2 separate regions of the Mus musculus genome follow, and region 2 is linked to region 1. Evidence: chromatin loops called from intact Hi-C (ENCODE). Cell type or tissue: heart. All regions are shown on one strand.

The links. A loop is a pair of places that touch in the nucleus more often than their neighbours do. Peaks named below come from ENCODE experiments on the same cell type or tissue, not always from the same donor. Only the 100,000 strongest peaks of a DNase experiment are listed, where the experiment ranks them.
Region 2: a loop joins it to region 1, with 2.5 times the contacts of the local background. A loop is called at or near these places in 2 of 42 quality-filtered maps.

The regions. Positions count from the first base shown.
Region 1 is chr4:58,292,030-58,297,029 of GRCm38, reverse strand. Musk (muscle, skeletal, receptor tyrosine kinase) reads right to left here. Exons shown (of 15, transcript NM_001037129.1): 2 at 3,412-3,538; 3 at 271-422. Among named protein-coding and RNA genes, the nearest start is that of Musk, 8.6 kb to the right of the region's middle. In heart, no CTCF peak of the experiment used is centred here; no DNase peak of the experiment used is centred here.
Region 2 is chr4:58,399,226-58,404,225 of GRCm38, reverse strand. No RefSeq gene overlaps it. Among named protein-coding and RNA genes, the nearest start is that of Mir3095, 39 kb to the left of the region's middle. In heart, no CTCF peak of the experiment used is centred here; a DNase peak (open chromatin) is centred at 3,075.

The DNA.
Region 1 (5,000 bases):
TGCATAGTGATTTCAGAAGGAAGTTCTAAAATATACTCAATAGCTGCGTGAAGGTCAAAAACAAGTGGGAGAGGAGGGGTCTAAGGCTTGGCTTAAGGTGGCCTCACGGGCAGGAGGAAGGGATTTGGGCCAGGTTGGCCCTGGAGCTTGTATTCTGTGCTTGAGCTCATGCAGAATGTCAGGGGTTGTCAGAGCACTCTGTTAATGGCTGATCCAGGTTGTGTGGAGACAGCTTTAAAACCATAGACTATGTTCCTCCTCCCTACTCACTCATCTTCACTTGCAGGGCACCACAACTCTCCACGGCTCCTCCCACTCCATTGTTGGCTATGCAGCAGTAGATGCCATCATCACTGTCTTCCACGCTCAGAATGGTGAGGAGCTGACCATTCTCCCGGATGCTGTAGCGGGTGTCAAACAGCCTACAGGTCATGGAGCAAAAGGGTGGTCAGTGCATCCTCTGTGATACACACACACACACACAAGCACACACACAAGCACACACACATGCAAACACACGCAAACATACACATATGCAAACACTCACTCATACATACATATACACACATATACACAAACACTCACTCATACACATACATACATACATATACACACATATACACACATATATACAAACACACACATATGAACATACAAATGCACGTATGTACATACAAACATACATATGCACACATACACATCTTTGATTAATGGATTAAGAAGCTGAAAAAGCCTTAGAAGAAATGTGTGTTTGGAAAAGTTGAGTAGCCTTGCTCAAAGCCTTAGAAGAAATGTGTGTTTGGAAAAGTTGAGTAGCCTTGCTCAGTATAGTAAAATTAAGCTACTATAGTAAAATTAAGCTCAGTATAGTAAAATTCAGTTTCTCTGGGCTCCATAACCAAAGCACCACTAATTTGTACAAAACCCTTCCATGAGGTGATGGCTGCTGCTAAGAACAAGTGTAACATTTACACAGGAAAGTGTGTGCTTGTGTGTGGTTGCACGCCATTCTGAATTTACAGAGTATACAAGGCTGTCTGACCAGCAAGTCACACGGATTAGCCTGCCTCTGTCTCCCTAGGGTGAGATTGCAAATACCCACTACTATGTTCATCTTTCCTTGTGTGTGTGTACTCGGGATTGCACTCAGGTCTTGTGCTTGCAAGGAAAGACCACTACTGACTAAAGAGTGCTCCTCCAAGTCCAGAGAAATCATGGTTATTTAATTATTTATTTAATAATCATGAATATTATCACATGTTTTAATAAATGTGAATATAAGCAATGAGTTCACAGTTTATAATTAACCAAATAAAAAATTTACAGAATCTTTTCATTTTGTTGAAGCCATTAATGACCAAATAAATACCTTAAATAGAACCGCTCCAATGACCTTTGTGTTTTGAAGTTGTAGTCACTCTTTGTGATCTACAAACATGTTAATTGTATAAAAATAAAAGGCTTCAATATTCCATTTCCATTCCTGTATATAATAAGCTTTGATTATCTGTTACTACTCTTTCTGCCCCCATGTTGAGGAGCATGATAAAAAATAAAGAATCAAACACTGATATCTTGAGACTGTCAGCTGAAACATGCGTGTTAATGATAGCTACCAGAGTCTTAGAAAGAGCTAAGAGACATAGTGTGGAGATGCTGAATCATCCAAAAGAATGCCTAATTATCATTAACTGACAGTTGACTTGAAGGGACCATTGATGCAAATAACTAGTGTTACAGCCTCTGCTTGTACAGTCTAAGGCATTGCCTGGAAAACATGACCGAAAGATGGCCCTTGCCAAACAATAGCAGAGAGTTCACCTAACTCATACTTATTTAGAACTCAGATCTTGTGAACAATGGAATCACAACTAGCTAGGAAAATTCCAGACACAGTGTCAAAGATACATCTGGTGGTCTTTGGGAGTTTGTAGCAAAATTCGAGAAAGATAACTTAAAGTCCTTCTGAGACTGGCAAGCCAGCTCAGTGCTTAAATAAACTGACTGGTCTTACAGAGGACATGGTATTGGGTTTTGTTCCCTGAACTCCTAACCATCTGTAACTCCAAATCCAGGGGATTCAGCACTCTCTTCTGGACTCGTTGGCCATCATGCAAGCATGAAGTGTACATACATACATGCAGGCAAAGTACTCATACATATAAAATAAAACTAGAATAAGTCTTTCAAAGGCTGTTCATATAAGGAGAAAAGTACTGCTGGGTCAAAACATAAATGCAGGCTTCATGAGATGGAAAATTCTCAATCTATCCAAATTGCAATGGATATTAAGGATGTTTTCCAGTCTCTCGGTTGTTTGTGAGCTGTTCTGACCTGGAGCTTCTGAGAGAGCCTGCCTGGCAGAGATCCTGAAGACTATGGTACACAGTGATCCTCCACAGCATTTCAGAGTGTGTGCCGCAGCAGGAAACACATTCCAGTCAGAGGCAGCAAGAATATGTGTGTCCTGTCTCCCCTCCAGGTTCATGGGTCCCAGTCTACGGACACCAGTTTCAGTACTTGTTGTAGATGAAATGTTCACATATCCTCCAGAATATATAACAAGCCTAGTGTCAGATATGATAGGATTTGACATGTGGCTTTTGGAAAGTGATTAGGTCATGAAACTGGAACTCTTGTGAGTGGGACTAATGTCCCTATAGAAGAGAGCTAAGAGAGTGCCTTCATGACATTCCCTTGTGTGAAGAGACTGGGGGCAAAATGGGCATTTGTGAACAAAAAATGTGAGCCTCATCCTCTGACCAGATGCTGCTGGCTCCTTGAATTTGGAACTCCTCAGCCCCAGTGAGGTGGGAAGTAATTTCCTGTTGTTTATAAACCATCTAGTCTTAGCAATTCTATCATCATGGCCCATGTGCAATAAGAGCAATCAGCCTCAGTGCAAACTCCATTGCCTACTGGAAAGCCTCCGGCTCACTTTGCTTTAGATTCTTTAAGGAGTATTTTTGGTGAGATAACTATTGGAACAAAGGAAGAAAAGCAGAACCTTTATCTACCAAATGGAAAATTTATTTGTTTGATAATCTGTCTCATTTTGAAAGAAAAAAAAAGGCAGTCACCCTAGAAGTCAGACTCCTAGACACAGTTTGGGGACCTAGAGGGGAGGACTGGCTGTTCCATCAGCTCCTCTGTGTGCCCTGGGTCTTGTGCCTGCAGACTTAGAACACCGTGGTGCTTCCTAAGCTCAGAGAAATTTCAAGATTCCCATCGGGCTTTCCCCGCGTCGGATCAATCAGTGGTTTTCTCCAAACTTCAGAACTTCCACTTACAAAATGAATATATTTTCACTTTATGTATTCTAGAAGGTGACCTTTAGTACCGACAACAGTGCAGGCGCCTTTCTGTGGATAGGAACGTCCAAAGCAGAGCAGGATGAGACGGAATACTTACTTAATGAGAATTTTATTTCTGGTCCAAGAAATCTCGGGCTGAGGGTAGGATTCCACGGCACACATGAAAGTCGCTACTTCTTCAACCAAGGCATCTACAGTTTCAAGAGGCGTGGTGATGACAGGGGCTAAAAAGAGCAGAAACAACAGAGAACTTTCAAGAGTGCTTACTTGTCACCTGTCCTTTATCAGGCAGAAGCTAAGACCTACCTGAATGGGTACTACTGTTCAAAGGCCCACTGGGCATGGGAGAACCTGTCTGTATCACCAGTGCTCCAGAGGAGACACGAGGTTGTGGTTGGCCAGACAAGCTGAGTCAGCAAATAAAATATAATGGAAAACAAACCGGGCAGACAGCTCATGTCAACCTCTGACCTTTACACATGTGTCTGTGCAGATGTGCAAATACACGCCAAGCCACACAGAAACACACAAGCAAATTTTTAAAAAGAAATTAAAATGTAAATTAAAAACTATACTCATTTGGGGTGGCTATAAAGATAAAGAAAAATAACAAATGTTGGTAAGGATGTTGATAGATTAGAACCTTATGCATTGTGGGTAAGAATTAAAATGGCGGTCTCTTGGGGAAAAGAGCATGGAGGTTCCTCAGAAAGAAACAGGAAGAGAATTATGATCAACAGTTCCACTTCTGGGTCTGTATTTAAGAGAACTGAAGGCAGAGACTCAAGTACTCAAATATATGCACGTATCTATTTGTAGCAGTGCTATTCATGATAGCCAAAGGTTAAAAGCAACCTAGGTGCCCACCAACAGATGGAAAAGCAAAATTAGTATACACATGCAATGGAATATTATTTGGTAATGAAAATAAGGGAGGTGTTACATTCTATGTCATGGAGGAAACATGGAAAGAAAAGACAAAGTATAAGGAAACAAACACAGAAGATTGTGTTAATAGGATGCTATGCATAAAACATCTATAATTTAAAAACCTACAGAACAAAAAATATGTATCAATGGTCCTGGACTGGGTGGGAAGAAGGATGTCCTGCCCTATGGAGCTGTATTACATGTGGTTGTGAGCCACCCACTGTGGGTCCTGGAAACTGAACCCAAGCCCTCTAGAACAGCAGGAAGTGCTCTATACTGCTGAGCTGGGTCTCTATCTCTACAAAAAATTGATACTTTATAATCTATTACAAATGAGTGACCACACACATAGAAAGGTACATCTGAGTCCCGCCCCGCTGCGCTAACTGAATAACGTAAGGTAAGGGCACGGGTGGTTTTGTCTTCTTGCTGTGGTCTGCTGGAGTTGGTCTGCACTGCCGAGAATGAATTACTTTTTTTCGTTTTTCCAGGAATTTTGCGAGTAATTGTTATGTAGCTGTTATTGATAAGTTGCTGTTGCATAAATTTATAGTTAAGTTGTACTAATGCTTAACACTAATCCTGCTTAAGAATCAGTCACATCTAAGCTGGAGAGATGCCTTAGGTTTAGTCCCCTAAGACTTAAGTGAAACAGGGAGATACAAGAGCACATGCCTGTGACTCCTGCGTTGTTAGAGAGGCAGAGGTGGGAGAAGCCCTGAGGCACACTGGCCAGTCAGTGAGGCTGAGTGAGTA
Region 2 (5,000 bases), 110 kb before region 1:
ACTGATTTCTTCTTATTTGTCCTCCTTCCAACAGGACCATATTATTTTACTTTGGAACTTGTTCTTATTCATCCTGTGACAACTCCTCACATATGCACACAGGGTGGTAATTGTGTCCATCTCCTGTCGTCTCAACCCCTCCACTTGGAACTCCTCTTCCTAATACCCATCCCTTCTGTTTGTACTTGATACCACACCATTTTAACAACTGTAGCTTTGTGGTAATTTTTAATATGTGTTTGGGTAAGTGCCCCCTTTCCAATGAATTCATTCAACGTCTTTCTAGAAACCGATGGCCTTTTCTAGGATATGAATACTTTTGCTTTCTTCTAAATATGTTTTGGTTGAGTATAAATTGAACTCATAAAAATTAATAATTAGATGTATTAAATGTGCATTTCCCCCATTGTAGCCACACCCATTTTGCTGAGTGAAGCTACATTTTATATAGTGCAGTGGCCAGGCCTCCTTCTGATGCATAAACAGTGTTGACCAGTGGGGTCTTGAAAAGAGGAAATCCCTATGTGGAAGAAATCTCAAGGAGGCCCAGGTATCCACCGGGCTCCATTCCTCTTTGACTATAACACAGCACACACTCACACATCGTTGTTCATTCCTTCAAGGCTTCAAATGCTCACTGTGATCTTTTATTCCATACTCAGCCACAAATGATCTCACCATTTTCCCAATGGAGCTAACCCAAATTTATCAGTAGGAGCCTCTGTTCATTGTGTCTAAGTCTCTTCCTGTTATTTATCCCTTTTGTTTGTTTGTTTTCTTTAGTGTGTGTGTGTGTGTGTGTGTGTAAGTGTGTGTATGTGAATCGCATGAAAGTTTCATTTCAATATAACACCATTGGGATATATCAGAGAGCTTGTAACGATTCAAAGAAATGGAAATATCTAGAGTTGATACTCTAAAAGTAGAGAAGAATGTTTCCTACTTCTGTCTAAGTGAGGCTATACTCATCCTGAGGAACAGCTGGCGACAAGCTTCAACATCTGTATGATATACATATGTATGACATGCTAGCAAACACTCTGTGGTGCAAGGAACAGGAAGTAACTTGAATTAACGTAATGAACAGATGAGATTTTTACTATGATGGTAAAGGAGATACTGAGGCAGCCTAAGGGCAGAGTGTCTGCTGCCCAGTTCTTGAGTTCCTTTCTCCTGTGTATAACTCTTTTATCTGTACTTGCATATGGTTCTTTTTTTGCTGTCGATTTGGAGTCGGTTCTTGGATTAAAATGACACATGGCTTCCTGTATTTGGCACCTGTTCTTCCCAATTCTATTGCCTTGAACTCCTGAGCTCCATCCTCATAGACCCTGTTGTGTGAGCACTTTTGCTACCTACTTAGCTACTCGCTGTTCTGAATCCTTGAGTTTTTGCTTTGGCGTGCCCTCAGGTTTTGCCCAGTATTTACATTCCCCTCCCTCCCTTCCTCCCTCCTTCCTCTTCTCCCTCCTTCCTTGCTTTGTTTCTATTGTCTCGGCAAATGGGCCATACCTGACATTTTTATCACAAAATGAGGTGTCTGAAACTGCTTTGATATGAAGGTAAATGGCTTTTCAAACACATATGTGTATGTGTTTATATACTATATATGTATATATATATTACACATAATATATATAATAGATTCTTCATATCATTTCCTGTCTCCTGTGTTGGGGTAGGTATGACAATAGACAGTGCAAACTGGCTTCGGTGTGGTGTCTGCTTGGAAGAGGGGGAGGGCTGGTTCGTTCAGATTTGGCAGTGCCATCCTCAGCCACAGGACAGTGAAGACACAGTCTAGTTGGCTCTCTCACTTCAGCTTCTTGGCTTCCAGCTACAGTGACTCAGCTTAGGGGTTTATAGAAGAGTGAGTCAACCCAAACTATGGAATGAAGTATGGTTCTTGCATTTAATAAGCTTAGTCATCCTGGGCATCTCCCAGTCTGTCTGTCATATCCAACCACACAGCTTTATTGTTCATTATCTGCTGTTATTATGAGGCCATGGGTTAGCTCTTGTGTGGGTCTGTAAGAGGGTGAGTTTAGTCTTCAGTACGAAACAAAATAAGATGTCTTTTGTTTGCATAATGGTGGCATCGCCATGTTCCACTTTCCTGGCATTTAGCCCGGGATTTTTTTTCTCTCTATGAAAGATAGAAAGGTTGGGTTTCTGCCACTTCTGTCATTTTAGGGGTGGGAGTGTGAGGGAAGTTACATAACACACTGTGGAAGCTGTTCTAGAAGAAATTGTCTTTGGCTGTAGGCAGGGAAAGGGGTATTTTGTGAGGTGGATGTTTTTGTTTTCAATCAGAAAATCCCTTTCCCTATGGTCACTTCTTATTACAGATAACACATCGATAACCATGCCATTTGCTGTTTGTCAGCATGCTGTCGGTCACTGAAGGTCGAAGACCAAGGTCAGTCAGAATGTATCTCTGGGCTTAGGGGATAGCTCAGTTAGCTGAGTGCTTGCCTGACAAATGTAAAGATACCAGTTTGATACCCAGAACCTGCGCTTAAAAAGCTGGGTGTGTTTGCACATTTTTAAATCCCAGGTGGATTTAAAAGCAAGCAAAGACAGGTGGATCCCTGAAGCTTGTTAGCCAACCAGCTTACTGGACTAGAGCATTTCAGGCCTGTGTGAGATTGTGTCTGGCCCCTACCTGTAGATACATTCATATGCACCCTTATACCTCTACACACACACACACACACACACACACACACACACACACACACACACACACACACACTGAGCTCTGACTAGTAGATTTCTCCCCTTTTCTCCAAGTGGGAAAAGTTTTGCAGTGCTGGCGACTTTGGAGAGAGAACTTGCTGGTTAACTAGTTGGAAGATTAATCGCTTTATTCTTTCAAGGCGCCTTCTTCCACATATGTCGACTTTTGAGCTGTTGTGGGCAACTGCTCAACTCCCAAGCTGATGAGCTTCTCATATGCTTCTCAGCCGCTGGTCTCCAGCCAAGCGTCGAATCATCTAACGGAGTGGCTGCCAGGGCCTTTTCTGTGTGATTCCCCACCACATGCCCACCCCTCCGCATTTCTGGAGACTTCTATTTCTCCTGAATATCCTTGTCTGGGAAAGATTATCTTGGCAAAGAAGCAACGGCATTGGGAAATCAGAGAGGCAGCTTCTTGGTTGATGGGCAGGGGTGGTGCCTTGCTGAATGTGGGCAGCAGCAGTGGGGAGCTTGGAGCGCCTCAGTCCGTGAGCGGTACATGTGAGCTCATTCCTTTCCTTAGATGACTTCAGCCACTTAAGGCAAAGAAGGATATCTGAGAGGCCTGAGAGGCCGGTTCCTCAAGCTGACCAGTCTTTTTCTGACAGAGCCGTGAGAACTACCCTGAGATTCAATGCATGGTGTTGGGAGCACTAAACGAACAGTTACCAACCAGGCCACGGTAGAATTACTCTTTAACCTTTGTGTGTGTGGTGTGTGTGTGTGTGTGTGTGTGTGTGTGTGTGTGTGTGTGTGTGTACCATGGCTATAGGTAAGAAGAACATCTTCAGGTGTTCTCTCCTCTCACTTTGTCCATTCTGGGGATCGTTAGGCTTGGTGGCAAGCACCTTTACTTCCTGAGCCATCTTGCCAACCAAGCCAAAAGAATTTGCATGTAGCTGGGCAGTGGTGGCACATGCCTTTAATCCCAGCACTTGGGAGGTAGAGACAGGAGGATTTCTGAGTCCGAGGCCAGCCTGGTCTACAGAGTGAGTTTCAGGACATCCAGGAGTATACAGAGAAATCCTGTCTCGAAAAACAAACGAACAAACAAAAACAAAAACAAAAAAGAATTTGCATGCAACTTGGGTATGTTAATATATAAACATGTACATATATCAATCATTTCTTGATATACTTACTTTAAAGCAACTTTTAGAATATATCTAATTTTCCCATTTATTAAAGATGGAAACCATTTGGGTACTAATGAGATGGATAGGCCTGTTTAGTTTTACACTGTTAAGTCATGGATAAACATCTGATACTGCAGGATGTGGAATATCTTAAACATTTTTCAGTTTATTAATATTTCACAATTGTCAACTGCTTAGCATGTATTTTGGCAATTTATCCTGCTACCAATCTTATTTACAATTATTCCCCAAACCAAAGCATTCACTCCTTTTAAATTTATTTATTTACCAAACACTGCTCACCTGCCTATTGAAAGGCACTGCTGCAGATGCCAGAAGCACATTTGTGAAGGCAACAGCCAAGGTCCCTTTCCTTCTAGTAGAGAGAGCTCACAGTGTTCACGGACATAATATGAACACCATGATTTCTTTAGTTGTGGGTTGCTTTAACGGAAGCTGAGACAGGAGGATCACTAGTTTAAAGTGAACCATATAGCAAGATCCTTTCAATATATAATAATCTAGAAAATAGATAGATGATGGATGAATAGATGCATAGATGGATAGTAGGAACAGATGTTATAGGTAATAAGGCGGTTGTCAAAGGTGGTGTCCCAAAGGAAGAACATTTTCCAGAGACTTGAATGTTAATCTGGTGTATGCTGAGTCTAATAATATAGCCACAAGTTGTTAGGCTTCCCCAGTCTCTCTACACACCACCCAAATCTTCTAGACTAGCCTGACTCAGGGATGTTTCCATTGCCAAAGTAGGGGAGGAGCAACACATCTCCTCAGCTTCTCTGTGACTTTGCTAGCATCATTGACTAACGCCAATCACATGGCACCATGACGTAAGATAGGAAGGACCTGGAGAAAGTAAGGGATGGAGGAACCACAGCATCATTGTCGCCAACCAACCAATATGCTGCAGTTGATTTTTGTGTTTTTGCTTTTGACCAAAATAGTAAACATGTTTTAAGACTTGCTTTCCTTCCTTTTCCACAGTAGACTACTGTTCTATGCTTGTGGATACAGTAGTTTTATGCTATTGGATATAGTCTCGACATCTTCTCCAGCTTCTCTGAGAATAAGAATGAGAGCCTTCATGGACCTCGCATCTGCAGA